Regions from separate parts of the Homo sapiens genome. Here all the other regions are linked to region 1. A link is an interaction called in ENCODE POLR2A ChIA-PET data of the cell type or tissue named here. Cell type or tissue: CD4-positive, alpha-beta T cell. All regions are shown on one strand. Each heading gives the region's core, and the rest is flanking DNA. Links, peaks and the distances in the headings are about the cores only. Region 1 holds the start of RPL10 (ribosomal protein L10). Region 2 overlaps G6PD (glucose-6-phosphate dehydrogenase). Region 3 holds the start of SLC10A3 (solute carrier family 10 member 3). Region 4 holds the start of HCFC1 (host cell factor C1). Region 5 has its middle 11 kb from the start of FAM3A.

Evidence for each region. ChIA-PET counts read pairs that join two places held together with the same protein. Peaks named below come from ENCODE experiments on the same cell type or tissue, not always from the same donor. Only the 100,000 strongest peaks of a DNase experiment are listed, where the experiment ranks them.
Region 2: POLR2A ChIA-PET joins it to region 1 with 10 read pairs; 20 of 35 experiments call an interaction of 5 or more read pairs at or near these places.
Region 3: POLR2A ChIA-PET joins it to region 1 with 24 read pairs; 25 of 35 experiments call an interaction of 5 or more read pairs at or near these places.
Region 4: POLR2A ChIA-PET joins it to region 1 with 17 read pairs; 7 of 35 experiments call an interaction of 5 or more read pairs at or near these places.
Region 5: POLR2A ChIA-PET joins it to region 1 with 21 read pairs; 18 of 35 experiments call an interaction of 5 or more read pairs at or near these places.

What each region holds. Positions count from the first base shown.
Region 1 is chrX:154,394,541-154,400,443 of GRCh38, reverse strand. RPL10 (ribosomal protein L10) reads right to left here and starts at 2,067. Exons shown (of 7, transcript NM_006013.5): 1 at 2,050-2,067; 2 at 1,902-1,947; 3 at 1,048-1,106; 4 at 850-957; 5 at 503-641. The coding sequence starts at 1,924. LOC124905228 (a long non-coding RNA gene) reads left to right here and starts at 1,602. Exons shown (of 2, transcript XR_007068356.1): 1 at 1,602-2,859. SNORA70 (small nucleolar RNA, H/ACA box 70) reads right to left here and starts at 163; the gene lies at 29-163. RefSeq lists enhancers at 1-522, 523-1,066, 1,067-1,612, 1,935-2,144, 2,157-2,702 and silencers at 2,705-2,774, 2,845-3,024. In CD4-positive, alpha-beta T cell, for the core only: a CTCF peak has its summit at 1,538 (motif pointing left); DNase peaks (open chromatin) are centred at 563, 1,543, 2,173 and 2,733; H3K4me3 peaks cover 2,815 bases; H3K27ac peaks cover 3,056 bases.
Region 2 is chrX:154,533,170-154,539,072 of GRCh38, reverse strand. It overlaps G6PD (glucose-6-phosphate dehydrogenase), which reads left to right. Exons shown (of 13, transcript NM_001360016.2): 3 at 2,895-2,932; 4 at 3,028-3,136; 5 at 3,688-3,905; 6 at 4,577-4,735; 7 at 4,913-5,038; 8 at 5,404-5,497. Among named protein-coding and RNA genes, the nearest start is that of G6PD, 11 kb to the left of the region's middle. RefSeq lists an enhancer at 4,470-5,064. In CD4-positive, alpha-beta T cell, for the core only: CTCF peaks have their summits at 3,878 and 4,078 (motif pointing right); a DNase peak (open chromatin) is centred at 4,102.
Region 3 is chrX:154,487,771-154,493,673 of GRCh38, reverse strand. It overlaps SLC10A3 (solute carrier family 10 member 3), which reads left to right and starts at 3,045. Exons shown (of 2, transcript NM_019848.5): 1 at 3,045-3,367; 2 at 4,592-5,903. The coding sequence starts at 4,734. RefSeq lists a silencer at 2,813-3,322. In CD4-positive, alpha-beta T cell, for the core only: no CTCF peak of the experiment used is centred there; DNase peaks (open chromatin) are centred at 2,883 and 3,443; H3K4me3 peaks cover 1,999 bases; H3K27ac peaks cover 1,141 bases.
Region 4 is chrX:153,970,526-153,976,428 of GRCh38, reverse strand. It overlaps HCFC1 (host cell factor C1), which reads left to right and starts at 4,611. Exons shown (of 26, transcript NM_005334.3): 1 at 4,611-5,781. The coding sequence starts at 5,589. It overlaps TMEM187 (transmembrane protein 187), which reads right to left and starts at 3,675. Exons shown (of 2, transcript NM_003492.3): 1 at 3,569-3,675. RefSeq lists silencers at 3,391-3,500, 3,611-4,060, 4,291-4,530 and enhancers at 4,761-5,520, 5,162-5,903. In CD4-positive, alpha-beta T cell, for the core only: no CTCF peak of the experiment used is centred there; DNase peaks (open chromatin) are centred at 3,678, 4,268, 4,548, 5,148 and 2 weaker places; H3K4me3 peaks cover 3,317 bases; H3K27ac peaks cover 3,713 bases.
Region 5 is chrX:154,524,359-154,530,261 of GRCh38, reverse strand. No RefSeq gene overlaps it. Among named protein-coding and RNA genes, the nearest start is that of FAM3A, 11 kb to the right of the region's middle. RefSeq lists enhancers at 634-928, 3,269-3,418. In CD4-positive, alpha-beta T cell, for the core only: no CTCF peak of the experiment used is centred there; a DNase peak (open chromatin) is centred at 2,951; H3K4me3 peaks cover 294 bases.

The sequences.
Region 1 (5,903 bases), core at 181-4,180:
GTCAGAAACATGAACATCCACCTGAAAGGCCTGTCTCCAAGGTCCCTTAGAGCAACCCATACAACCAACAGGCTGCGTACACTACCAAGGAAGCTGCTGTGTGCAGCCATCGCACACTGGGTCCCCATGAGGAAAGGAACTCAGTCGGCTTAATTGGCTGCGGAGCATCCCAAGAACCACTGAAAAGGCGCCACTGGGCTCCTCTGCCAGCTTCAGCTACCTGCTGGCAAGATGGTTGTCATTCAGCTAAAAGCAAGAAGAGCTACTCCCATCACCAGTGTTTCCCCTAACCTGTGGGGAAGAGCTTGCTAAGACTTACTCATGCTTTGTTTGTATCTGCAGGAAGGGGTCCTGAGTGACCACTGAAAGTCACTTGCCAGCCTGGCTTTTCTAGTAGCCATAGTGGCTGAGTCACTGGGGCCACCTCTATGCTCTGATAAAATAATGCAAGCCTAATAATGTAGAGACTCCAACTGCCTTAAAAGGCCCAGACCAAGCTCACCTGTCAGCCCCAGCACAGGACAACATCTTGTTGATGCGGATGACGTGGAAGGGGTGGAGCCGCACCCGGATATGGAAGCCATCTTTGCCACAACTTTTTACCATGTACTTATTGGCACAAATTCGGGCAGCCTCCAGGGCTAGGTAGGGAGAAGAAAAGCAGCAAAGTGAGAGAAGATAATAGAGAAACATTCACCACGACTATCTCCAGCTCAGGGGAACTGTGTTGGCTGAGTTTTGTAAGGCTCATGTTTCATCAACTCCCAATTCCAGTGCAGTGTATGTGGGTGGGGTTGAGGGAGCACGGAGGAAGGACTGGGGGGTGACGAACAAAGAATCCTGCCTTACCTTCAGAGGACAGCTGCTCATATTCATCTGACACCATGTGGCCACAAAGCGGAAACTCATCCACTTTTGCCTTTTTCCGCCCCAGGTCAAAAATGCGAATCTTGGCATCTAAAAGGATTGGGTAAGTGTGCAGGGGGTGTCACAGACGGACGCGGAGTCCGCAGAGCCAACCAGTGCAGGGGCTCTTCCACTACTTACCAGGGACACCTCGGCAGAAGCGAGACTTTGGGTACGGCTTGTTCTTACAATACCGGTAACTGCAGGGGAGTGAAAAAACACAGGTTAGGTGAGGTTCACAGAAAGCCCAACAGGCACTTTGCCCCTCAAGGAACAACCCAAACGAGGGACGGGAAAAGGGTGGGGAATGCACGTCCACTTCTAAACCGTTTCCATTCGGGGAAATAAACTACAAAGCAACAGTTGGCTGCTGCAACACAGACAACACCCAAGACTAGAAACAACAGACACCATCTTCCGTTACTTTGTCTTACGCTTCCTATAAACACTTTGCAACAAACTTTCCTAGTTAAAAATTCTCTCTTCAAGACACTGCGTACTACAAAATCGCCGCATTATCATTGCACAGCTCAGGTCACCCAATTTAAGACTTTCGGGCACGTGGCACTAAATCCACCTCCAAGCCGAGTGGAAATGCGTCTGGCGCCCCCTGTAGGACACAGGAGGCGGCCGCACCCGTTTTTCCCGGACTGCCCTTCACGTCCGACAACGCACGCGGCACGTCGCCCGGAAATAAGACAGAGAACGCACACAAAGGCCCCAAGAGCGTATCTAGCGCCCGAAAATGCGGTGAGCTTGCAGGACACAGGCAGAGATACGAGGGAACCGTCGCTTCCACACCGACACGGGAACGAAGGAACAGACAGTAATATTGCAGACTAAAAAATAGCCGGGAGGTGTAAAACATAGGGTCAGTTCCCAAGACAGGGCCGCCGCACGGGGGAGGCTCCACCCCACAATTGTTTTCAGCGGCCATAGGCACTTCTTTCCCCGCCCGTTTCCCAGCAGTGAAAGTACACGGATTCAAGACTCACCAACGGGCGGGGCGGCGGCCCATGGCGACACCAGGATCTTCAGTGGCTGCAACGAAAAAGAGAGAGTCGGAACGGAAGACGAGAACAGACCTAAAAGGTGTGAGAACCAGCAACGGCACCGCAAGAGACGACAACTGCGCTTACTCACCACACCGAAGGGAAAGAGGCGCTCCTCCGCCTGCGCATGGCTTATATAGGCGGTCTGTCTGCGCGCGTAAGAACCATAGAGTCCTGTCGAAGACGGGTGGACGCTCTGTCAGACGTCATGACCATAGACGCAGCCGCTCTTGGCGCTTGCGCCCGGGCGTAGCCCAGCACATGCGCAGATCAGAGAGGTGACCGGGTACCAGGGCCGCGGGCGGCCAGCTGACGAATGGGGCTTCGCCACATGGTCGCGAGAAGCCCGCTTCCGGCTGGCCATCTTGGGCGTAGAACTCTTGCCCTAGGCTTTGCCGTTAACTGTGACAGACGTATATTTCTGAGAGTGGAAAAAAGGAAAGTACCCTAGGTGGGCCTCCCGGCGACCGCGAGAGTGTCCCTGAGCTTGCACGGGTCTCGGACACGCGCTCCGTGCCTCCTTCTAGGCTAGAGGCCCCGGCGGTGAAGCGCCATACGGGGATCTGGGCCCGCGTTCCTTTGTCAACCCGGGAGGCCGGAGGGGGAGACCCATTCCCCTACCGGAGAGGCTGGACCAGGCCTTGCTGGGAGCCATGCCCCGTATCCCCGTTTCCTGGAGACCCAGGGTTCGCACATTGCCGCGGGGAAGAGGTCGAGGAGAAATCTCCACGGAGACTCATGGCCTGGGAAACCCCGGGGCATCTCTAGCCCCGCTCCGCCCACCCTGACCCGCACCGTCCCGACCAGCTGCGTCTCGGGCGCCGCCTCCCATGAGCCGCTCTCGCCTGGGCACCGCCCCACCTCGCCCTTCCCACTCCACTGTGCTCAAGAGTCCCTCCGGGTGCGTCTGGGGGTCGTGGGGAAGCAGGGCCGCCCCCACCCGCCCACGGGGCAGCATCCGGGGAGAGGTGCGCAGAGCAGGCGGGCGTCCTGGGGGAAGTGGCATCTGGAGGTATCTGTCCACCATTCTGCAGGTGGGGCGCGGTGGGGTAACAAAGTCTTCCCGTCCTTTGACAGGAAGGACGGGAGGAAATCCTGCTCGAGCGCACCTGTTTTCCAGGATGATATGTCGCTTTTATAAATGGCTGCAGGTCCCTTTGAGAAAAGCTTGGGACGATTTCTGGGGTGCACTTGCAGCAGTGGTGCAAGGTCCTTCCCAGGGGAACCTAGCCTCCCTTTCCATCATGGGACTCTGGATGCCGGCGGTGACTTAGGTCTGGAAACTGGGTTCGAGGCTGTAACACCACTGGGGCAGTACAAGTCAGGAATTGCGGCGGAGTGCCGTGGCTCACGCCTGTGATCTCAGCACTTTGAGGGGCGGAGGTGGGCGGATCACTTGAGCCCAGGAATTTGAGACCTGGACAACATGGCGAAAAACCGCCTCTACAAAAATTAAAAACTAAAAATTGGCTGGGCGCAGTGGCTCACGCCTGTAATTCCAGCACTTTGGGAGGCCGAGGCGGGCGGATCATGAGGTCAGCAGATCGAGACCAGCCTGGCCAACATGGTGAAACCCCGTCTCTACTAAAAATACAAAAATTAGCTGGGCATGCTGGCTGGTGCCTGTAATCCCAGCTGCTTCGGAGGCTGAGGCAGGAGAATCGCTTGAACCCGGGAGGCGGAGGTTGCAGTGAGCCGAGACCACGCCATTGCACTCCAGCCTGGGTGACAGAGCGAGACTCCGTCTCAGAAAAAAAAAAAAAAAAAAAAAAATATATATATATATATATATTTAAAAATTAGCCAGGCGTGGCGGCACACTCTAATCCCAGCTGAGGTGGGAGGATCGCTTGAGCTCAGGACGCAGAGATTGCAGTGAGCTGAGATCACACCACTGTACTCCAGCCTGGGCGACAGAGCAAGACTGTCTCAAAAAAATTCGTGTATGGCCGGGCGCTGTGGCTCACGCCTGTAATCCGAGCGCTTTGGGAGGCCGAGGCGGGCGGATTACCTGAGGTCAGGAGTTCAAGGCCAACCTGGCCAACATGGTGAAACCCTGTCTACTAAAAATACAAAAATGAGCCGGGTGTGGTGGCACACACCTGTAATACTAGCTACTTGGGAGGCTGAGGCAGGAGAATTGCTTGAGCCCGGAAGACAGAGGTTGCAGTGAGCCGAGATCATGCCACTGCACTCCAGCCTAGTCTACAGAGAGAAACTATCTCAGAAAAAAAAAAAAAAATCTGCCTACAGGGCGGGTGCAGTGGCTCACGCCTATAATCCCAGCACTTTGGGAGGCTGAGGTGGGTGGATCAATTGAGGTCAGGAGTTGGAGACCAGCCTGGCCAACAGGGTGAAACCACGTCTCTACTAAAAATATAAAAAAATTAGCTGGGCATGGTGGCGCATGCCTGTAATCTCAGCTACTCGGGAGGCTGAGGCAGGAGAATCTGGCTTGAACCTGGGAGGTGGAGGTTTGAGTGAGCCAAGATCACACCACTGCACTCCAGCCTGGGACCACAGAGCAAGACTCATCTGTCTCAGAAAAAAAAGAAAAAAGAAATTGCACCTACAGTCTCCTCACTCTCTAGTGGGCGTTAAAATGAGCTTTCTGTAGCCAGTTTGGGCAGACGGAGGATACAGCCTAATCCTGGGTGCCCTAGTAGGTCGTGCAGGCTGTTCTCTGCACAAGGACATCTTCCTGGGGAGCGAGAGGGCTGAAATCCCTCCCGTGTCCTCGCCTCCAGCCGAGTACCTGCCCCGAGAGCAGAGTGCCTCTTGCTGATCCGCACATAAGCCTGCAGGGGTGGGTGGGGGCCCTGGAGCCCAGACAGGCACCAAGGAATCTTGCAGCCCTACAAGGTGAGGACGGGGGAACTGTCGGAGTTCCACCTGTTGGCTCCTCTCCCTCCTGACCTTCCCACGGGAATCCTTCCAACTGTTGGCTCAAAGAAATTGAAGTGGGTTTCTCCATTGCTACCCTCGCCATCTAGGACTCCACTGTCTTTTTTTTTTTTTTTTTTTTTTTTCTGAGATGGAGTTTCGCTCTTGTTGCCCAGGCTGGAGTGCCATGGCACGATCTCAGCTCAGTGCAACCTCTGCCTCCCGGGTTCAAGCAATTCTCCTGCCTCAGCCTCCCGAGTAGCTGGGATCACAGGCATGTGCCACCATGCCTGGCTTATTTTGTATTTTTAGTAGAGACAGGGTTTCTCCGTGTGGTCAGGCTGGTCTCAAACTCCTGACCTCAGGTGATCTGCCCGCCTCAGCCTCCCAATGTGCTGGAATTACAGGTGTGAGCCACCACGCCCGGCTTTTTTTTTTTTTTAATTGAGACAGGGTCTTGCTCCGTTGCCCAGACTGGAATGCAGTGGCATGATCAACACTCACTGCAGCCTCGAACTCCTGGGCTCCAGAGATGCTCCTGCCTCAGCCTCCCAATCGGCTGGGACTACAGGCACACGCCACCATGCCTGGATAATTTTTTTTTTCTTTTGTAGAGATGGGGCCTTATTAGGTTGCCCAGACTGGTCTTGAACTGCTGGAGCCAAGTGATCCTCCTGCCCTAACCCTAACCCAAAGTGCGGGGATTACAGGCAGGAGCCAACGTGCTTGGCCAGACTCCATGGTCTCTTACCTGGACCAGGACGATGGCCCCACCCAGGCCCTCAGAACTGTGGGATGAGGTGTTTGCTTCTGGCTCACCCACGAGAAAGAAACTCCCGGAAGGAAGGGACCGTGTCTGGAGCGCTCCAACTCCAGGCCCCAGACTGCAGGTATCCCTTGCCAACAGAGCTGAGGCCAGCAGGGGAAACCATTCCTGCCACCTGGACTAAGAATGAGATCCTCTTGAAAAAAACAATATTAAGAAGTGGGCTCTTCCCATCACGCCACCAGAGTCCCAGGAAGCCAGGGATGTGGGTGTCTAATGGTCCGGGACAAGATGAT
Region 2 (5,903 bases), core at 1,904-5,903, 140 kb before region 1:
TCTTGCCTTACTGCACTTTTCTTGTTCCTGATTGCTTAAAGGGATGATTAATATTTCAGCATTTCCTATAAGTGTGATATTTGTAGTATTTGTAAGGATGATGGTTTGGGGGTTTTTTTGTTCTTTGTTTTTTGGTGGTGGTTTTTTTTTTTGAGACGACGTCTAGCTCTGTTGCTCAGGCTACAGTGGTGTGATCTCGGCTCACTCCAGTCTCTCCCTCCTGGTTCAAGCGATTCTCCTGCCTCAGTCTCCTGAATAGCTGGGATTACAGGCATACACCACCATGTTCAGCTAAGTTTTGTATTTTTAGTAGAAATGGGGTTTCACCATGTTGGTCAGGCTGGTCTCAAACTCCTGACCTCAAGCGATTCCCCGCCTCGGCCTCCCAAAGTGCTGGGATTACAGGCTTGAGCCACCACGCCCAGCCAGAATGGTGTTTTATAGATGCCCTTTATCAAGTTAGTGAAGTTCCCTTGCATTCCCCCTCTGCTAAGAGTTTTAGCGTGAATAGGTGATTTCTGAAACACTTGATCTACATCTGTTGGGTTGAGCAAGATTGCTAGATTTAAAAAATCAAAACATAGCAGTAGGCAGAGAGTTCTTAGAGGTTTTTTTTAATCTCTTAATATGGTGAATTTCAATGATTTTTTTCTGTTAATATCAAACCAACTTTTTATTTACAGATGTATTTATTCTGTAAATAAAAAACCTACCGTTTTTAACATTGCAGGATTTGGTTTGCTGATGTTTTCTTCTTTTTTTTTAAAGAGACAGGGTCAGTGGGTCGTCGTGGCTCACGCCTGTAATCCCAACACTTTGGGAGGCTGAGGCGGGCAGATCACTTGAGCCCAGGAGTTCAAGAGCAGCCTGGACAACATGGGGAAACCCTGTCTCTACAAAAAATACAAAAAATTAGCTGGGTGTGTTGGCATGTACCTGTAGTCCCAGCTACTCCAGAGGCTGAGGTGGGAGGATTGCTTGAGCCCAGAGGCAGAGGTTGCAGTGAACTGAGATCGTGCCACTGCACTCCAGCCTAGGTGACAGAGTGAGACCATGTCTTTAAAAAAAAAAAAAAAAAAAAACCTCCTGATTTCAAGCAATCTTCCTCCCACCTTGGTCTCCCAAAGTGCTGGGGTGTGTGAGTTGTGCCCGGCCTGCTGATATTTCGTGTGGGATTTCTGCATCTGCATGTGTGTGTGAATGAGGCGTATGGGTTTTCCCATGTGCCTTTCTCATCAGGTTTCCGTACCAAGGCTCTGTAGGCCCCATAAGGTGGCTTGGGAAGTGTTCCCCTTTCTTCCTTCTGCAGGAAGAGTTTGCTTCAGGCTGGAATTCTCTTGTGCTTGCATTTTGGTAGAACCCACTGGCAACACTCTCTATGCCAGGGGGTTGTTTCTGTAGGAAGATTTGTGGCCACTGTCCCCTCTCAGGTCCATTGCTCTGTTTTTTGTTTGTTTGAGACGGAGTTTCGCTTTTGTAGCCCAGGCTGGAGTGCAGTGGCTTGATCTTGGCTCACTGCAACCTCCGCCTCCCAGGTTCAAGCGATTCTCCTGCCTCAGCCTCCTGAGTAGCTGGGATTACAGGCATGGGCCACCATGCCCAGCCAATTTTGTATTTTTAGTAGAAACGGTTTCTCCATGTTGGTCAGGCTGGTCTTGAACTCCCGAACTCAGGTAATCCATCCGCCTCGGCCTTCCAAAGTGCTGGGATTATAGGCTTGAGCCACCGCGTCCAGCTGTTTAGTTGTTTTTTTGTTTTTTGTTTTTTGAGACGGAGTTTCACTCTTGTCGCCCAGGCTGGGGTGCAATGGTGCAATCTTGGCTCACTGCAACCTCCATCTCCCGGGTTCAAGTGATTCTCCTACCTCAGCCTTCCGAGTAGCTGGGACTACAGACACCCGCCACCACGCCTGGCTAATTTTTTGTATTTTTGGTAGAGGCGGGGTTTCACCGTGTCAGCCAGGATGGTCTCGATCTCCTGACCTCTTGATCCGCCTGCCTCGGCCTCTCAAAGTGCTGGGATTACAGGAGTAAGCCACTGTGCCCGGCCTATGCCCTTTTAAAAAAGCAACCATGCCAGGGGGTTGTCTGTTTCTATTCGTCTTTTTCAAACACCAATTTCCAGCTTTGTTCATCTTTTCTTTGGGTTAGCTTTTAATTTTATTAATTTTACTTGTCATTATTTCCTATTTTCTTCCTGGTAATTTGGCTTGCAGTTCTATCTTTTTCTCACTTTTTTTTTGGAGATGAAGTCTCACTCTTGTCACCCAGGCTGGAGTGCAGTGGCACGATCTCGGCTCACTGCAACCTCTGCCTCCCGGATTCAAGTGATTCTCCTGCCTCAGCCTCCTGAGTAACTGGGATTACAGGTGCCTGCCACCACACCTGGCTAATTTTTGTATTTTTAATAGAGATGGGGTTTTGCCACATTGGCTGGTCTTGAACTCCTGACTTCAGGTGATCTGCCTGCCTCAGCCTCCCAAAGTGCTGGGATTACAGGTGTGAGCCACCGCATCTGGCCCTTTTTCTCACTTCTTAAGTGGAATGCTTAGCTCCTTATTTTTGAACCACTCTTTTTTGCTAATGTAAGCACTTGAGGTCACGTCTCACAAATGTGGCTACATGGTACTTCTGTCGTCCCTTGGTTCTACTGAATTGAATTTTCAGGTTTTCTCCTGGAACGCAGGAGATGCGTTTATGTCTTCTGGGTCAGGGATGGAGGGCTGGCACAGGCTTGAATCTCGGGGCTCTTCTGTCTGTATATCAGGCAAGACAGACATGCTTGTGGCCCAGTAGTGATCCTGAGTAGTGCCCAGATCACCAAGGGTGGAGGATGATGTATGTAGGTCGTGTCCCCAGCCACTTCTAACCACACACCTGTTCCCTCTGCCACAGGGTGACCTGGCCAAGAAGAAGATCTACCCCACCATCTGGTAAGTGTGTCCCACCACTGCCCCTGTGACCTCCCGCCAGGGACAGGCCTGGTCCTGCCCTGCCCGCACTGGTTACAGCTGTGCCCTGCCCTCAGGTGGCTGTTCCGGGATGGCCTTCTGCCCGAAAACACCTTCATCGTGGGCTATGCCCGTTCCCGCCTCACAGTGGCTGACATCCGCAAACAGAGTGAGCCCTTCTTCAAGGTGGGTGGTGTCAGGGCCTCCCCCAGCCTGGTTCTGCCCTCTCTACCAGCCCCCAGCATGGCCAGCTTCGGGGACCTCCCCCCATCCCATCCCGGGATGCTCTCCTCCTCTCCTGCCCCGCCCCGCCTGCTCTCGTACTTCCTTGAGACCCCCATTACCAGCCCCCGTGACCAGGACCCACAGGTCCCCTCCTGCTGTGCTCTGCTGCGTTTTCTCCGCCAATCATAGTTGGGTGTCATGATTTTGGAGAGAGAGCTTTCTCCAGTGTATTTCTCCCAGGTCAAAATATCCTGAAATCTGGCCTCTGTCCTAAGGCACAGGGGTCCCAGCCTGGGGCAGTGTCTGTGCTGCCTGCTTTGGCCTCCCTCCCTCTGGATGTGCAGAGCTGCTAAGATGGGGCTGAACCCAGTGTGGGACGGGGACACTGACTTCTGAGGGCACCCTCCCTGGACCTCCAGGGAAGACCCTCCACTCCCCTGGGGCAGAACACACACGGACTCAAAGAGAGGGGCTGACATCTGTCTGTGTGTCTGTCTGTCCGTGTCTCCCAGGCCACCCCAGAGGAGAAGCTCAAGCTGGAGGACTTCTTTGCCCGCAACTCCTATGTGGCTGGCCAGTACGATGATGCAGCCTCCTACCAGCGCCTCAACAGCCACATGAATGCCCTCCACCTGGGGTCACAGGCCAACCGCCTCTTCTACCTGGCCTTGCCCCCGACCGTCTACGAGGCCGTCACCAAGAACATTCACGAGTCCTGCATGAGCCAGATGTAAGGCTTGCCGTTGCCCTCCCTTCCCGCCTGCCAGGCTGGCCCAGGCAGTGCTCCCACCACTCTATGAGCGTGTCCGGGGCCGGGGATCTGGGCAGCATCCATGGTGCCGGGGCCATCCCCAGCGGGACCACAAGGTGGCAGCGTTGCTCCACGAAACACCGCCTTTCCGCTCTGCTTCCCCAAAGGCCCGGCCAGGCCGCAGGGTGGCAGCCTTGCTCTGCGAATGCAGCATGGCCCGCGCTGGGTGGTTTCCCAACCCAGCCAGAGGCTCTTGTCCTCTGGCTGGTTTTGAATGCGGGGGTAGTAAAGCAAAGGTCCTCTTCTCATTTTCAAAACCAATGAGGAAGCCATGGCTTGGATGCCTCCTCCCCCTGCTCCCCTACAGGCCTTCAGGCCACTCAGACCCACCGGGGACCCAGCATGAGGCAGGAGGGGAACGGGCCCCCGGCAGCATGCCAGCAATGCCACCCTGGCACCCAGGGTGGGAAGGCTTCCCGGAAGGTGTTGAGCCAGAGGGTCATCTGGGAACACAAGGCACGGGAGGTGGCCACGGGGGCGAGGAGGTTCTGGCCTCTACTCCCCTGGGAGGGCGTCTGAATGATGCAGCTCTGATCCTCACTCCCCGAAGAGGGGTTCAAGGGGGTAACGCAGCTCCGGGCTCCCAGCAGAGGCTGGAACCGCATCATCGTGGAGAAGCCCTTCGGGAGGGACCTGCAGAGCTCTGACCGGCTGTCCAACCACATCTCCTCCCTGTTCCGTGAGGACCAGATCTACCGCATCGACCACTACCTGGGCAAGGAGATGGTGCAGAACCTCATGGTGCTGAGGTGGGGCCAAGCCTGGGCCGGGGGACCAGGGTGGGGGTGGTACTCAGGAGCCTCACCTGGCCCACTGCCTCCCCGAGGACGAATTCCTCCAGAACTCAGACAAGGGTGACCCCTCACATGTGGCCCCTGCACCACAGAGGCCCAAGGTCAGTTCCTCCACCTTGCCCCTCCCTGCAGATTTGCCAACAGGATCTTCGGCCCCATCTGGAACCGGGACAACATCGCCTGCGTTATCCTCACCTTCAAGGAGCCCTTTGGCACTGAGGGTCGCGGGGGCTATTTCGATGAATTTGGGATCATCCGGTGAGAGCTCTTCCTCTCTCCTGGGAGGCTGGCACAGGGTGGCAGAGCCAGTCACCCTGCAGGGCTACTCTTCCCTATCTTGGGGGAGCTCCTCCTCACCCTGCAGTTCAAAACCTAAGTGTCTGAGCTATCAGACCGGGCTGGAAAGGGCTGGACCCCTACACAGCCAAGCACCCCACGGTTTTATGATTCAGTGATAGCATCACCATGTCCTTCCTTGATTTAAGGGGACCTGGAAGACAAGGGGGATCAGGAAGTGAGTCTTGCAGCTTGTCACTAGGAAGCCTTGTTTGGGGTCCCCATGCCCTTGAACCAGGTGAACAGGGCGGGGAGCTAAGGCGAGCTCTGGCCTCTTCCGTCCCCAGGGACGTGATGCAGAACCACCTACTGCAGATGCTGTGTCTGGTGGCCATGGAGAAGCCCGCCTCCACCAACTCAGATGACGTCCGTGATGAGAAGGTAGGGGGTGCACCCCAGTCCCCAGGAGCATGCCCTGTCGCAGGCCCATCTGTGACGAGGCACTGAGCTGGGGTGTGCATGCAGAGCAGGTGTCCTCAACCCCGGAGAAGTCACCACCTCTGAGCACAGCGTGGCCTCCCGGAGGTGACCTGGACTGGCAGTCATGAAGCCCAAGTTGTCATGTCCCAGGCCTGACAGTCACTATGTGACCAGGGAAGGCCATTGCCTCTCTGGGCCTCAGCTTGTTCATCAGAATAGACTCGAGATGGACCAGGGTGGTCCTGGAGGGTCCTCAGGGAGGGGCCCTGAGCTGGGCCTCTGGCAGGGTGAGCAGAGCCAAGCAGGGGCCTCCTCCTGCCCTGAGGGCTGCACATCTGTGGCCACAGTCATCCCTGCACCCCAACTC
Region 3 (5,903 bases), core at 688-4,687, 93 kb before region 1:
GTTGCCCAGGCTGGAGTGCAGTGGTGCCATCTCAGCTCACTGCAGCCTCCATCTCCCGGGGTTCAAGCGACCCTCCCACGTCAGCCTTCCGAGTAGCTGGGAGTACAGGCGCATGCCACCACGCCAGGCTAATTTTTGTATTTTTTGTAGAGATGGGGTTTTGCCATGTTGCCCAGGCTGGTCTTGAACTCCTGAGCTCAAGTGATCCACCCGCCTCGGTCTCCCAAAGTGCTGAGATAACAGGCGTGAGCCACCCGCACCCTGGGGTAAATTACTGATTCCCTAAACCAACTAGGAACATTGTCTTGCCTTTAATTTTGCTATTCCCTTTTCCTGCAGACAAAGCCACCAAATTCTTCATGTCAGATATCCCACCTGCCCACTTGGGCTTTTCAGGGAAGGCTGAAGTGATTGACAATAACAGACAGCAGTCTTCTGACTGCATTTGCTCTCCTTGACACCTGGCAAAAACAAGAATTGGTGGCTGCCAAGTGGCTAGTTCCAGGTGAATTTTACTGACAGTGTCAGGCAGGCCCAACAGCACAGGCAAGTGGAATACAAAAATTCCCTTTTCCTTCAAGAAGGACACAACTTTTTGGGTTTTCCTTCTTTGGCTTTTCCAGCTGACTCCTTTCTCCCTCTGGCCAATTTTACCCCATCCTCAGACAATCCCTACCCTCACTGCCGTTTTCCAAATTGCAATCTTCAGCCCCAGCATGTGCCTAGTCCAGCCCTTTCACCTGTCCTAGTCTAAATACTGTCTACTTCCATCAGGACCCTTCAACCCCATTTGAAAGGGACAGAACAACCTTTCCAGAACACCAAGTACAAACACACAAATCGCTTCTGCCTTAGTGATCCCTGGAGGCTAAACAATGGCTGAGAGCTATGGCTGCAAATGTTTTTGATCATCCACACATCAAACCCTTGTAACAACCCTCAGCATATGTATATTTGCTCATATTATACGCACATACTAACTTGAACTTTGTAAAACACACACAAAAATCAATTTTTTTTTTTTTGAGATGGGAGTCTCACTCTGTTGCCCAGGCTGGAGGAGAGTGGCGCGATCTCGGCTCACTGCAACCTCCCCCCACCCGGGGTTCAAGAGATTGTCCTGCCTCAGCCTCCCAAATAGCTGGGACTACAGGCGCCCACCACCACGCCCGGCTAATTTGTTTGTATTTTTAGTAGAGACGGGGTCTCACCGTGTTAGCCAGGATGGTCTCAATCTCCTGACCTCGTGATCCGCCCGCCTCGGCCTCCCAAAGTGCTAGGATTACAGGCATTAGCCACCGCACCCGGCCAAAAAAACTTTTTAAGCTGGGCATGGTGGCATGCTCCTGTAGTCCCAGCTACTTGGGATACTGAGGTGGGAAGATCGCTTGAGCCCAGGGGTTCGAGGCTGCAGTGATTATGATGGCACTACTGCATTCCAGCCTGGGTAACAGAGCGAGACCCTGTCTCTAAATAAATAAATAAAGTTTTAAAATAAATTTAAATGTCAATAAATTTATTAAAAGTATATTATTTGGCTGGGCACGGTGGCTCACACCTGTAATCCCAGCACTTAGGGAGGCTGAGGCGGGTGGATCGTTTGAGGTCACGAATTTGAGACCAGCCTGGCCAACATGGCAAACCCTGTCTCTACTAAAAAATATAAAAATTAGCCGGGTGGTAGTGGCGCACGCCTGTAATCCCAGCTACTCAGGAGGCTGAGGCAGGAGAATCGCTTGAATCCGGGAGGCGGAGGTTGCAGTCAGCCGAGCTTGTGCCACTGCACTCCAGCCTAGGCGACAGAGCGAGACCCTGTCTCAAAAATAAATAAATAAGTAATAAAAACAAATGTATATCATTCATTTGAAACATTAGAGACGTGGGTGGTTTTGTTCTGTTCTGTTTCCACATCTGCAACCATGCGTCTTGTGCACCTACCCGGGGCAAATACCTCCGACTCCATCACAGTCTTGACAAGAGGTTGAAGTGTGCAGATTGATTCCAGTTGCACCAATAAGCTTTGGGAACATATGATCCCCCCCCCCCCAACTCTGTACTGTCTTCTGTACTGCCTTCCGACCTTCTTTCTACACATTCCCATCATATTTTTCCCCAACTTTCTGCCTTCTTTCTCTTCCTTTACCACAAAGCCTCTGCACCTTGCTAGTGGCGCCAAAGTTTGGAAAAGCAGACAAGTCCACTTAATGTTCCACAGTATAGAAACTGGCCTACGCCGGGCGCAGTGGCTCACGCCTGTAATCCCAGAACTTTGCGAGGCCGAGGCGGGTGGCTCACGAGGTCAGGAGTTCGAGACCTACCTGGCCAACATGGTGAAACCCCGTCTCTACTAAAAATACAAAAATTAGCCGGGCGCGGGGGCGGACGCCTGTAATCTTAGCTACGCGGGAGGCTTAGAGAGGAGAATGGATTGAACCCGGGAGGCGGAGGTTGCAGGGAGGCGGAGGTTGCAGTGAGCCGAGATCGCGCCACTGCACTCCGGGCTGGGTGACAGAGCAAGACTCAGTCTCAGAAAATAAATACATAAAATAGAAATAGGCGCTCGGTCAATACTTGAACGAAAGGAGGAACTCCGCACAGAGCCTGGCGTCCAGGTCGGTCAAACTCAACCCTGGGGCCCCAGGGCTGGGCACCTTGAGCGGCAACGTGGCCAAAACCCTAACCCCGGGCACCCAGCCCTGCTAACGTCTAACCCTCTGTCCCATTGCCTTTAGAGGTCGCAGCGTAATCGGGAATGCCTGGGGCTCCCTCCCAGAGCGGGTCGCCCCAGCGATCACAACAGCTTCAGATGCGCTGCCAAGCGATTGGTCCAGGCAGCGCCAAGCGCCGACCAGCTCACCCGCACCGCGCCCGCGCCGGCGCGTCACTCCCAGAGACGTCACAACCGGTCGGAGCCCAGCGAGCAGCCGGAGTTGAGCTGGACGCTGAGGGGGGGGCGGGGCCCTGACGCGCGGGGCGGGGAAGGGAGGGGCTTCGGTGGGGCGGGGCCCTGACAGGCCGAGCTCGCGGGCGACTGCCGGCCAGGCAGACGCTGCAGCTAAGCTGCGCGGTGGCTGTGGCAGGTGAGAGCCTCCGGAAGGGAGGCGGCCTCTGGCCCCGACCCTGCTCCGCGATCGCCCACTCGGGCGCCCGGCCGGGCCTGGCAGGGAAGGGCCGCCGCCGCCGCCGCGCGTTTGCGAGGCCTGGCGGGGCCGCGGGGCCCAGGAATGGCGTAAGGGGCCCCCCCAGACTCCGAGACGGCCCGAGCGGGTCGCCGGCTGTGGGACGGCGGCGTGCCCTTCCTTTCCTCCCTCCCAGGTTCGCGCCCGAGCTCTGCTAGCCACCCGTCCGACAACTTCCGGACTCCCAGGTAGGGAGGAGCCCCTGTTAGCACTGCCAGTTACCCCGAACACTTGGCCGTTTTGGAAGGGCCGGGACTCCCTCCCCTGCCTTGTGGGTGCATCTGCTCAAACTCTGTCGGCCCCTCAAGCAGAAATGGTGTGGGATCTGGGCCAAACCCCTCTTGGAGTGACTCAGAGCCGCCAGCCCTACTGGAGGGATGGGGCATGGGGTGGATGGCCCCTAGCCTTTCCCTTCTGAGCTGGTTTGTATCACCCCGGTGGCTTCAGTCCTGGTGCCTTCATCTTAGCTCCTGTACTTTGCCTCTCCCACCCCACTGGTTTTCCTGCCTCCCTCTTCAGAGGTAAGACACATGGCTGGACCAAGGCCTCCAGGGTAAGTGACCCGAACTTCAAGCCAGCAGAGGCCATGTCATCCTAAGCTAGGGATAGGGGAGGCTCGCCGGGATGAGCCTTTGGCTTAACCTAACCTCTGCTCCCTACTTCTGCCTCACCCCAGTCTCAGATGACGGGAGGCCAATGCCAAAGACGGATAGGATCTATAGAGGCAGTCCTCTTCTAGGACTGGGACACAACAGTGCATGAGGCAACTGACAGGGGTGATGTAAAGCTGTTGTGTCTCCATCCTGGTTGCCCCAGTTCTAGCAGGTGATGTGACACTACGGTGGTCGCTGCCCAGATTGAGAAGTGGAAGGGGGTGTTGCTGGCCGCTAGAAACACTCATAATTCCACTGAGTTTGAGGCTCTGGTAGGGGCGCATGTGGGCATGGGAAGGAGCCCTGCACTCTGAGCACAGCCTCTCAGATGTAACGCAGTGGCTCTGGGAGGTCAAAGTCTCAGCCCAGTGGGAGCTCTGACAAAAGGAGGAGAAACCCCCCCAGTAGACATGTGGCTCTGTCTGATCCACTCCTGCCGCCCCTTCTGGCAACTTCCCTGGGGAGGGAGGACCTGCTTCCCAGCAGGACCTTCATCGAGTCACTGTAGGGGCAGGTAGAGTGGGCCAGGGAGCCACAGCTGAATGGCACTCAAGGGCCATCACTAGGCATTGCCTCTCCATTCCTGAGTGTGGGGCAAGGGTCCCTGCTGAGTTTTACTCTTAGCAGTGGGCTTCCAGATCCCCATGCTCCTGGGTTCTTGACTGCCTCCCTCTTCAGAGGTAAGACACATGGCTGGACCAAGGCCTCCAGGGTAAGTGACCCTCACCAGCTGCCTCTCTGTGTCCCTTACCTCCTCAGGGACAGCCCTGCCATCAAGGAAGACAGCACAGGACTGGGACCCACCCATGAACCCTTCTCAGGACAACCCAACAGCACCAGTGGGGATGTTCTCCTAAGCCGCAGAGGGCCTGGGCACGCCATCCGTCCTCCAGGAAGAGCCATGGTGTTAATGCAGGACAAGGGCAGCTCTCAGCAGTGGCCTGGTCTGGGGGGCGAGGGTGGTGGCACAGGTCCCTTAAGCATGCTCAGAGCTGCCCTGCTGCTCATCAGCCTGCCATGGGGGGCCCAAGGGACAGCCAGCACCAGCCTCAGCACTGCTGGGGGTCACACCGTGCCACCGACTGGGGGCCGCTACTTGAGCATTGGAGATGGCTCTGTGATGGAGTTTGAGTTTCCTGAGGACAGTGAGGGCATCATCGTGATCTCCAGCCAGTACCCAGGCCAGGCCAACAGGACGGCGCCTGGCCCCATGCTCAGGGTCACCTCCCTGGACACAGAGGTGCTGACCATCAAGAACGTGAGTGCTATAACCTGGGGAGGCGGGGGTGGCTTTGTGGTGAGCATCCACTCAGGCCTGGCTGGGCTGGCCCCACTCCACATCCAGCTCGTGGACGCCCATGAGGCCCCGCCCACACTGATTGAGGAGCGGAGAGACTTCTGCATCAAGGTCTCACCTGCTGAAGACACGCCTGCCACCCTCAGCGCCGACCTGGCCCACTTCTCGGAAAACCCAATCCTCTACCTGCTCCTGCCTCTTATCTTTGTCAACAAGTGTTCGTTTGGGTGCAAAGTGGAACTCGAGGTTCTGAAGGGGCTCATGCAGAGCCCCCAGCCCATGCTGCTGGGCCTCCTGGGCCAGTTTCTGGTCATGCCCTTGTACGCTTTCCTCATGGCCAAGGTCTTCATGCTGCCCAAGGCCCTGGCTCTGGGCCTCATCATCACCTGCTCGTCGCCTGGCGGCGGGGGGAGCTACCTCTTCAGCCTCCTTCTTGGAGGGGACGTCACCCTGGCCATCTCCATGACTTTCCTCTCTACGGTGGCTGCCACTGGCTTCTTGCCTCTGTCTTCGGCCATCTACAGCCGCCTGCTCAGCATCCATGAGACGCTCCACGTGCCCATCTCCAAGATCCTGGGGACCCTGCTGTTCATTGCCATCCCCATAGCCGTGGGCGTGCTGATCAAGTCCAAGCTCCCCAAGTTCTCCCAGCTGCTGCTGCAGGTCGTCAAGCCCTTCAGCTTTGTGCTCCTCCTGGGCGGCCTCTTCCTGGCCTATCGCATGGGGGTCTTCATCCTGGCAGGCATCCGGCTACCCATCGTACTGGTGGGTATC
Region 4 (5,903 bases), core at 1,904-5,903, 430 kb after region 1:
CTCCCAAGTAGCTGGGATTATAGGCGCCTGCCACCACACCTGGCTAATTCTTGTATTTTTGGTAGAGATGGGGTTTCGCCATGTTGGCCAGGCTGGTCTCGAACTCCTGATCTCAGGTGATCTGGCCGTCTTGGCCTCCCAAAGTACTGGGATTACAGGCTTGAAACACCGCGCCCGCCAACAGTTTATTTTTAAATGGCTCAATAATATTCCATCATGTATCTATACCACATTTTCTTTACATATCAATCCACTGGTGGACACTTAGATTGCTTCCATATCTTAGCTATTATAAGTAGTACAAAGGCACGAAGAACCTACATTGGGGAAAGGATGGTCTCTTCAATAAATGGCACTGGGAAAATTGGATAAGTATGTGAAGAAGAATGAAAACTAGGCCCCTATCTCTCACCACACACAGTAATCAACTCAACATGGATTAAAGACTTAAAAGTAAGACCTGAAACTATAAAGCTACTAGAAGAGGCCAGCGCGGTGGCTCACACCTGTAATCCCAGCACACTGGGAGGTTGAGGCGGGCAGATCACTTAAGGTCAGGAGTTCTAGACCAGCCTGGCCAACACAGTGCAACCCCGTCTCTACTAAAAATACAAAAAGTAGCCGGGCGTGGTGGCGCACATCTGTAATCCCAGTTACTCAGGGGGCTGGGGCAGGAGAAATGCTTGAACCCAAGAGGAGGAGGTTGCAGTGAGCCAAGATCACACCACTGCACTCCAGCCTGGGGCGACAGAGCAAGACTCTGTCTTTAAAAAAAAAAAAAAAAAAAAAAAAAAAAAAAGGCTGGGTGTGGTGGCTCACACCTGTAATCCCAGCACACTGGGAGGCTGAGGCGGGCAGATCACCTGAGGTCAGGAGTTCCAGCCCAGCCTGTCCAACATGGTGAAACCCCATCTCTACTAAAAGTATAAAAATTAGCCAGGGTGGTGGCATGCGCCTGTAATCCCAGCTACTTGTGAGGGTGTGGCAGGAGAATCGCTTGATCCCAGGAGGCTAAGGTTGCAGTGAGCCAAGATTGTGCCACTGCACTCCAGCCTGGGTTTCAGAGTGAGACTGTGTCTCAAAAAATAAATAAATAAATAAATACAAATAATAAAATAAATAAAATAAAACTACTAGAAGAAAATGGGGAAATGCTCCAGGAAAGATTTTATGGCTAAGACCCCAAAATCACAGGCAACAAAAACAAAAACAGACAAATGGGAGTATATTAAAGTAAAAAGCTTTTGCACAGCACAGAAGCAATCAACAATGAAGAGACAATATAGGAGAAAATATTTGCAAATGATTCATGTGACAAGCACTGTTTATTTTTGAGGTGCAATGTCCATCTGCCCTACTGCAATTTAGGCCCCAAATGGGTGGGACAGGGTCTGATTCCTTGCTCTTCCTCAGATGCCCAGTGAAGCCCTGCTCAATTTCAATTCAATTATATTAAAGAACAAAGCCAGCACCTCTGCTCCCTTTTACCAGTCCTGTTTGCTATTTCACTTCTCAAGCAGGTCCTGGGGCCCACCGCATCCTCCTGGGCCTCATTCTCAGCCTTCTTGCCTTGGAGTTCCGTTGCTGAGGAGGGCCACCAGGCTTGGCATGTGGGTGCCCCATTGCCCTCTGAAGCATGGTGTTGCCACACAGGAACCACAGTCCTCACTATCACTCCATACGTCCTTGCTTCACACAAGCCTGCCATCTCAGCATGGGGCACCCGAACTCCTCCTGCCCCGTCCTCCCAGTCAAAAAAGCCTCTGGGTCCAGGGGTGTGCACACCGCAGCCCCAGCATCTTTGAGCAGCCCTGGATGGGATCATGTCTGCCCTGGCTTTCCACCCTTCCATGACCAGCTTCCCATTCCATGTCCTGGATCATGTCCCAAAGTCTTGGCCAGACTTAAAGTGCCATCCCCATCCAGCCCTGTGAGCTCCTCAGGCCCAGCTCTGTCCTGGAAGCCCTTTGCCCACTTCGCCTGGCCATTGCCCTTGACTCAGCTGTCATTTCCTCTCAGGCACTTCCCCGTTCAGCTCCTGACTCCAGCTGAGACACCAGCTGAGGCCCCGCATGGCGTCTACAGGTCCTTCCCTGCACCCACCTAGGGCCCCATGGCACCCATGCTAGTCTGACCCTCCTGCCTGCCAGCAAGCAGGGCGGAGAGCTGGAACAAGAGTCAAACACTGTCAACTTGATCGAGGAAGAACTCCAGGAAGGGCATGGAAAGCAACTCCTCTTTCCGGCTGCAGGGGTTCAGTCTATCTGACCGGGGGTACGGGCTGACAGTGACCATGTAATCAAAGCACCTGTCCAAGACCCCCAGGAAAACCGAGCTGGTTACCTTATAGCCTAGCTTCCCTGTACCTTTGAATTGCCATGATCCTTATTATGTGACACTCAAATCTCGTCACAGCTTCCCCCAGCGCCTGGCATGGGAAAGCCAACACCTCAACAGCACTGGCCCCTGGGTCTGGGGTCTTTCAGGGAAGCCCTGGGAAGCCTGACAATCTCCTGGCTAAAGGCCCCAGACTCTCCCGCACGCGTTTAAACAGCAGGCACTGTCACCTCCAGGCCTTTAGCATTTATGGTTAGTTATGTCCCCCGCTCCGCATGACCTTTCTTGCTGTCTTTCTGTGGATAAAGGAATATCAATTAACATTAATTTAGCTTCTGGACTGATTCCAGGCAAGGCCCTTGGAAACCAGCAGCTGCTTTTGTGTGTGTGTGTGTGTGTGTGTGTGTTTTTGAGACAGGGTCTTGCTCTGTCGCCCAGGCTGGAGCAGTGGCGCGATCTCAGCTCACTGCAGCCCTGAACTCCCTGGCTCAAGCCATCCTCCCACCTCAGCGTTCCAAGTACCTGGGACCACAGGCGTGTGCCACCATGCCTCCGGGTCTCGCTATGTTGCCCCGGCTAGGCTCAAGCAATCCTCCCACCTCAGCCTTCCAAAGTGTTGGGATTACAGGCATGAGCCAACGCATCAGGCCTTAGTTTTCTTATTTACCATGGGTGGGGGACTTGGGGACATATGTGAGGTAACTAGCCAAGGTCACAAAGAGCAGGTGGTGGCACAGACAGGCAAGAATTCTTCTCTTTGTCCCTTCTCAAATGGATACTTCCAACTGCATGAACTAAAACACAGACGATTACAAAATACATGTAATATGTTGAGAGGCGACTTTAAAAATATTGTTGAAAATGTGTGAGAGGGTGACGTGTGCTTCTTTACTAACGCATTAAATTACAAGGTCTTCCAGCAGGACGCATAACTTCAGTAACTTCAAAGTAATAATTCTGCCCGCCGGTAGATCTGGTAGATCTTGTAATTTAACTGAACTTCTAGACGTTTACAACAAAAGCCACAGGCTCTGACAGGACCGGTCTGTCCATTTCTACTGGCGACTGCCGCTCCCGGGCAGCAGCTTGGGTCCCCGCGCTGCGGCCTGCGCGTGGCAGGGCGGATGCCGCCGCCGCCGCCGCCGCCGCCGCGCCCGGGCGGCCTCCTAGAGGAGGCGAAACGTGGGGGCGAGGCCGGGACCCACCTCCCAGGGCTGCGGTGAGCACTTACAGTATTGGCGCGAAAAGGCCAGCTATCACCATACGGGTATTTCGCCTCACTCGCCTCGCTGGGGGAAATTCAAATCTCCGAAAAGGGAGGATCCGAGCAGCGCCGGTGCGCCTGCGCGCAGGGCGGGACTCGAAGCCTGGGAAGCGGGCGGGGCGAGGTGACGCGAGATGACGCGGACGCCTCCCGCGGTCGCCCGCCCGGCTCGTGCGCCACCGGCCCGACTGCGGGCCTCTCGGCAGTGGGGGCGGCCGAGCGCGCGGCGGTCTGGGGCGCGCGGCCCGGCTCATTTTGCTGCGGCGCGGGCGGAGGCGGTGGCGCCCGAGGGCGGGCCCCGCAGCCTGGGAGCCTGGGAGCGGGCGGAGGCTCCACCCCCGGGCGCCGGCGCTCGGCTGCGTCGCCTCCCACTGTCGCCCCGCCCCCGGCTCCCCCGCGGCGCGCCTCGGGCCGCCTCCTGCGGCTGCTGGGTGTGCAGGGCGCGAAAATGCTCGCTTCCCGGCCGCAGGCGCGGCTGCAGTGGCTGTTCGCCAACCCCGGCCACCTGCGTGCCGCTGTCCCCAGTGCTGGTTAAAGGCAGTTCTTCGGGCGTGCGTCCCTTATCAACCCGAGAGACCGTTCCCAAGGGGGCGGGGCCGAGCGCGTCGGAGGGGTTAGCAGTCTCATCCGGGCATTTCCGAGATGCCGCCGCCGCCATCTTTGTTTTGTGCTGAAAGTCGCTATTGACGCCCGCGGACGGCCGGGCGAGGGGAAGTGGCAAGATGGCGGCTCCCAGGGCGGAGGCGTGGAGGCTCGCCCGGTGGGGGGGCCGTGGGGCGGGGCGCGCCTGCGCCTGCACCTGATCTGAGCGCGACTCGAGCTTTAGCCCAGCGCGCGGCAGCGCCGACCCCCACCCCCGCCGCGAGGCAGCGCAGGGGTCCTTTAAGAGGCTTGGGCCCAGGGGCGAAGCGGTGCGAGGGCGAGTGGGGGGAAGCGGTGACGTCACCCGGCTCCGCCTCCTCGCCCGACCGCCGGCGCCGCTGCCGCCATGTTTAGTTGTTACTTCTTCACACAAGATGGCGGCTCCCAGGGAGGAGGCATGAGCGCCCTGCCGTTACCGCTTCTTCTGCCGTACAGTTGCCGCTTCGGGGCCTAACTCTAGCTCTTTGAAGCGGCTCCTGTGGGAAGGAGTCATAAGGCGGGAAGTGAGGATCGGACACCGCCTTGAGTTTGGTGTGCAGTGGAAGAACTGACCTAGGAGGAAGAGAATAGGGGGGAACGGGGAGCTAGTCTCAAGATGGCGGCTCCCACGGCGGCAGGCGCAGCCTGAGCAGCAGAGGCGGACTAAGGGGAGAGGCGCGAGACTTCACAAGCCGTACGGCGCGAGCCCCCAAACGGCCCTCGAGAGCTCGAGCTGGTTCCACCGGCCTCCGGCCCGCCTCCATTCGTTAGGTGTGTCGAGGCTGTTTCGGGAGCGGCGGCTGCACTAAGGCGCTGGGCGGGGAAGCGGGACGGTCTCAAGATGGCGGCTCCCACAATTGTGGTCTGAGCGCCGGCGGGGCTGCGACGACCGCGGCGCTTGTGGCTCCTTTCCACCCGCCCCGGAAGCCGGCCAGTGCTGGGGACTTGGGGGTGTGGGAACCGGGCCGGGGCTCCGCCATTTCCGGCGGGGGAGGGCTACGACTGAGGAAGGGAGGAGAGAGAGGCGGCTCAAGATGGCGGCTCCCAGGGCCTCCCGCCCGAGCTTGTAAGCGGGAGCGCCCGGACAAGTAGTCGGGGCGACGGGACTCAGCGGCCTCCAGCTTCTTGAGCCTAGGCGCTCGACAGTTTCGGGCGGCTCTTGCGGAGACGGGGTGAGCGAGAAGAAAGGGAAGAGCCAAAGGGAAGGAGGGCAGTTAAGATGGCGGCCTCCATGGAGTCGTCTACCGCTGTGTGAGAAACCGCTTCTCCGTGAGAGCTGCCTTAGACGAAAGGGGGTGTGTGAAAGGAATTGAGGGGCTCCCTTCCCGCTTGTTGACTTCTCCCCACCGCACCCTTTCCCGGAACTATGGCTTCGGCCGTGTCGCCCGCCAACTTGCCAGCGGTGCTTCTGCAGCCCCGCTGGAAGCGAGTGGTGGGCTGGTCGGGTCCGGTGCCACGGCCCCGCCACGGCCACCGCGCCGTGGCCATCAAGGAGCTCATCGTGGTGTTTGGCGGCGGCAACGAGGGAATAGTGGACGAACTGCACGTGTACAACACGGGTGAGTGCAAAGCCCGCTGGGTCTTCGGCTCTTTCCCTCCCTCCATCTCCTCCCTCTCCCTCCTCTTTCCTCCCTCCCTCCATCTGCTCCCTCCCTCTCCTCCCTCCCTCCATCTCCTCCCT
Region 5 (5,903 bases), core at 798-4,797, 130 kb before region 1:
GGACCCTAGATAGGGAAAGGAGCTTGATGGGGGCCAAGGACAGGTCACAGGCTCAGTGGGCTCTGTGTGCACAGGATTGGGGGCCAGGCTTCGGCCACAGGGGCAGTGGTTTTAGTCCTCTTGTCCTGGTTCCTGTGGCCTCCAGAAGGGGCTGTGGCAAGGCTGAGAGTCGGGTTGGGCTGGGGGCTGATGGGGTGTGGTAAGGCTAAGCAGGGTAGGTTCCAGGGCAGGGAACAACACCCAAGTAAGGCCAGGCGCAGTGGCTCAAGCGTGTAATCTCAGCACTTTAGGAAGCCAAGATGGGCAGATCACTTGAGGCCAGAAGTTCAAGACCAGCCTGACCAACATGACGAAAACATGTCCCTACCAAAAAAAATACAAAAATTTGCCAGGCGTGGTGGCGGGCACCTGTGGTCCCAGCTACTCAGGAGGCTGAGGCAGGACAATCGCTTGAACCCGGGAGGTGGAAGACCATCCACTGGCACCTGAACCCATCAGGCAACTGTCCCTTCAGCTCTGGGCGCCTACTTGGGTGGAGGCAGGAGGTCCCAGGTGAGGACAGCACTGGGTCCACAATGGGAGAGAATGAGAGATCAGGTCAGGGCATTCCACTGTCACCTCAGTTGCGGGTGTCCACACTGAGACATGGACATAAGCCCGAGAAAACAACACGAGCTGTACCCTGAACAAGAAGGCAGTCCTCCCCAGCCCCTTGGAGCTCACAGGAGCACTGAGGCCCTTGCCTGTGAGCCCAGATCCACCCTGGCCCATTCCATAGGGTGACTCACTCAGCCTCCCTGACCCCTGCTGACCGGTTCAAGGCTGGAGCCCTGTTTTCACCCCTTCTCTGCCTGCAATGCCAAAGAATTCAGCCACAATTTGCTTTTTTTTTTTTTTTTTTTTTTTTTTTTGAGACTGGATCTCACTCTGTTGCCCAGGTTGGAGTGCAGTGACGCAATCACAACTCACTGCAGCTTCCACCTCCCAGGTTCAAGCATCCTCCTACCTCAGCCTCCTGAGTAGCTGGGTCTACAGGCGTGAGCCACCACGCTTGGCCTGCAATGTACTCTTTTTTTTTTTTTTTTTTTTTTTTTTTTTTTTGAGATGGAGTTTTGCTCTGTCGCCCAGTCTGGACTACACTGGCGTGATCTCGGCTCACTGCAACCTCCACCTCCTGGGTTCAAGTGATTCTCCTGCCTCAGCCTCTCAAGTAGCTGAGGCTACAGGTGTACGCCACCACGCCTGGCTAATTTTTGTATTTTTAGTAGAGACGGGGTTTCATCATGTTGGGCAGGTTGGTCTCGAACTCTTAACCTTAGGTGATCCCCCAGCCTTGGCGGCCCAAAGTGCTGGGATTACAGGCGTGAGCCACTGCACTCGGCCCCGCAATTTACCGGGTTTTTTGTTTGTTTTTGTTTTTGTTTTTTGAGACAGAGTGTGGCTCTGGCACTCAGGCTGGAGTGCAGTGGCACGATCTCTGCTCGCTGCAACCTCTACCTCCCAGGTTCAAGCAATTCTTCTGTCTCAGCATCCTGAGTAGCTGGTATTACAGGCGCCCGCTACCATGCCCAGCTAATTTTTATTTTTAGTAGAGATGGGGTTTCCCCATGCTGGCCAGGCTGATCTTGAACTCCCGTGATCCGCCCGCCTCAGCCTCCCAAAGTGCTGGGATTACAGGCATGGGCCACCGCACCTGGCCACAATTTACTCTTTTTTTTTTTCTTTTTTTCTTTTTTTTCTTTTTTTTTTTTTGAGACAGACTCTTGCTCTTTCGCCAGGCTGGCGTGCAGGAGTGCAGTGGCGTGATCTCAGTTCACTGCAACCTCCACCACCTGGGGTCAAGTGATTCTCCTGCCTCAGCCTCCCAAGTAGCTGGGACTACAGGCACCCGCCAGCACACACAGCTAATTTTTGTATTTTTAGTAGAGATGGGGTTTCACCATGTTGGTCAGGATGGTCTCTATCTCTTGACCCCGTGATCCACCCGCCTAGGCTTCTCAAAGTGCTGGGATTACAGGCATGGGCCACCGCACCTGGCCACAATTTACTCTTTTTTTTTTTCTTTTTTTCTTTTTCTTTTTTTTTTTTTTTGAGACAGACTCTTGCTCTTTCGCCAGGCTGGCGTGCAGGAGTGCAGTGGCGCGATCTCAGTTCACTGCAACCTCCACCACCTGGGGTCAAGTGATTCTCCTGCCTCAGCCTCCCAAGTAGCTGGGACTACAGGCACCCGCCAGCACACACAGCTAATTTTTGTATTTTTAGTAGAGATGGGGTTTCACCATGTTGGTCAGGATGGTCTCTATCTCTTGACCCCGTGATCCACCCGCCTAGGCTTCTCAAAGTGCTGGGATTACAGGCAAGAGCCACCGCACCCAGCCCACAATTTACTGTTAAGTGCACTCTACCTCGTGGGTCTTCAGAGGCCCTGGATTGGTGTCTCATCTCTCAAGGTTTCACCCCACGCGGGAGTGGGTAGGAGCTGGAAAGAGCCCCCCTGCCGGACCCCTGACACTCGCAGTGTACTCAGAGCTTTACCTCCCAGCCCAGACCTGCAAATTATTAAGCCGGAAGAGAATTTCAAACCTAGCCTGATCCCTTCACACTGAGTCCCAGGTGCCACAGCAGCACAGACCCAAATGCCTTAGCTTCCTTCTCTGCTGCCGGTGTCTGACATCACATCAATTTGCGTCCAGCAACCACTGAAGCCAGCAATGTGAGAAGCCCAGAGAGTACTTAAAACTCTCTCCAGCTCCTCTCCCTCCCTCCATCCGAACCTGGCCCACTGCCGGGTGGCTGAGCCAGAAAGGGATGGGAGTGGAGAAGGGGTCTTCAGGCTGAGCTGGGCGGGGGCGACTGTTGCATTGTCTGCTCTGCGAAGCAGAAAAGGAGAGGAGGGAGAGGCACAAATGGGGCGGGGCTGGCTTCGGGCCTTTATTTTCTAGGCTCACCACTGCCCTCTCCCTGTGAGAAGCAGTCGGAAGGGATTGTCCTTCCTGTACTGCAGGAGGAGAAGCTGAGAAACTCAGCTGTGAGACGTGATCAGACTAGTCCAGGACGACACCCAGACATACAGGCCAAAGCTGGGGTCCCTGAGAAGGCCTCTTGCCTCCTAGAGCTTCACTGCTCGCCTCCACTAGAACACTTCGAGGAAGCTTTGAGGGAACAAGAAGCAGACTGAATTCTGGCTTTCTGTAAGGACAGTGAGACTCTATGGCTGGACACAGTGTCTCACTCCTGTAATCCCAGCACTTTGGGCATTTTGCTTGAGCCCAAGAGTTCCAGACCAGCAGAGCAACATGATGAAACCCTGTTTCTACAATAATACAAAAATTAGCCGGGCATGTTGGCACATGCCTGTAGTCCTAGCTACTCAGGAGACTGAGGTGGGAGGTTCACTTGGGCCATGATCACACCATTGCACTCCAGCCTGGGCCACACAGCAAGACCCTGTCTCAAATATATATATAAATATATATATATATACACACACACACTCATACACACACACACACACACACACACATTTGCAAGGCCAAATTTTCAGAGAAAACTAGGACCCCATGATACAAATTAACCCCCAAGTTGCCTTTGCCCACCCAGGAACTTTTCCTTGACAGCCCTATAAAGCGAAGAGGACAGAAATCAAATCTTGAGGCCCCCAACTTGCTGCCCCATCATACTGAGAGGAAACCCAGAATTGCAACTGAGCCAGGGTGCAAATTCCCAGGGTTCAAATTCCCAGGGTTCAAATTCCCAGGGTTCAAGTTCCCAGGGTTCAAATTCCCAGGGTTGACCATGGAACCTTAAGCCTTTCACTTGGCTTAAGGGGTCCTGGATGGGCAGTTCCCCAATGCAGATGGTTCTGCCTGTCTGACAGAACCCAGAGCAAACCCTCTCAGGAGAGACTCCTTCCTCCTACAGGTACTTTTTAAAGCATGAGGGCAAGCACATCATCAGAGATAACCGGGCGCACCAGGAAACAACATTGCAAGAGAAACAATGAGCAATAGCGACAGATCGTGAGGTCTTCAGGCGCTGGAATTGTTAGCCAGACATAAAATAACCGTACTTAACCAGATCTAATGAAATAATAAGTCGTGGTGGGACAGCTGGGTGCAGTGGCTCATGCCTGTAATCCCAGCACTTTGGGAGGGATCAAGCAGACAGATTGCTTGAGCCCAGGGGTTCTAGGCCAGCCTGGGCAACATGGTGAGACCCCACGTCTACAAAAAATACAAAAACTAGCCAGGTGTGGTGACGAGTGCCTGTAGTCCCATCTACTCAGGAAGCTGAGATGGGAGGGTCGCTTGAGGCCAGGAAGTGGAGGTTGCAGTGAGCCAAGATCAAGCCACTGCACTCCAGCCTGGGCGACATAGTGAGACCCTGTCTCAAAAAAGGTAAAATGTGAGCTAGTAAGTTTAAAAGTAGATGGACTGGTTTAGTGGCAAATTACGCAACATCAAAGAGAGAATGCGGGAACCAAAAACTGGCTCAGAAGAATGTATTCAGAATACAACCCAGAAAGACAAGTTCAGGGAAGACACTAAAGACAGAGGAAGAAGCCGCAAGGAGAATGAGAAGGTGTTCCATACATTTAACTGATTTCACAGAAACAGAAGACAGCAAGTATGGCAGAAGCAAAACTTGAAGATATAATGATGGCTGGCTGGGCATGATGGTCGCTGGCCAGGCGTGGTGGCTCACACCTGTGATCCCAGCACTTTGGGAGGCCGAGGTGGCCGGATCACCTGAGGTCAGGAGTTCCAGACCAGCCTAGACAACATGGTGAAACCCCGTCTGTAATAAAAATACAAATATTAGCCAGGCATGGTGGCGCTTGCCTGTAATCCCAGCTGCGTGGGAGGCTGAAGCAGAATCACTTGAACCCGGGAGGCAGAGGTTGTAGTGAGCCTAGATTGTGCCACTGCACTCCAGCCTGGGCAAAAGAGCGAGACTCCGACTTAAAAAAAAAAAAATCTTTCAAGTATGATGGTGAAGTGCAAACAAAAGCAAAGAATTTGCCACCAACATTTTCTCACCAAAAAGTGTGTGCCTCAAGCAGAAGAAACCCAGTACTAGATGGAACAATCTGAGATGCAAGAAGGAATAACGAGCTAAAGAGGTCAATGTGCAGCTCACCTAAGTAGACATTGGGTGTTTGTAAATACAGTTTTATGGGAACCCAGCCACACCCATTTGCTTACATGCTGTTTGTAGTGGCAGAGTTGAGTGGAGTCTTCCCTTGGTATCCACGGGGATTGGTTCCAGGACCCCCAGGGGTATCAAAATCCACAGATGCTCAAGTCCCTGATATAAAATGGCACAGCATATAACCTACGCACATCCTCCTGTATACTTCTTTTTTTTTTTTTTTTTGAGACAGAGTCTTGTCTGTCACCCAGGCTTGAGTGCAGTGGCACAATCTCGGCTCACTGCAACCTTCGTCTCCCAGATTAAAGCGATTCTCCTCCCTCAGCCTCCCGAGTCACTGGGATTACAGGTATATGCCACCACGCCCAGCTAATTTTTTTATTTTTAGTAGAGGTGGGGTTTCACTATATTGGCCAGTCTGGTCTCGAACTCCTGACCTCGTGATCCGCCCACCTCGGCCTCCCAAAGTGCTTATAGGCGTGAGCCACCGTGCCCGGCCCCTCCTGTGTACTTTTTAAATTTGTATTTTTTTTTTAATAGAGTTGGGATCTTGCCATGTTGCCAAGGCTGCTCTTGAACTCCTGGGCTGAAGCAATCCTCCTGCCTCAGCCTCCCAAAGTGCAGAACTCCCCAGTCCTCCCATACACTTGAAATAATCTAATCATCTCTAGATAACTTATAGTATCTAATACAATATAAGTACTACGTAAATAGTTGTTTCACTGTCTTGCTGCTTTTTTTTTTTTTTTTTT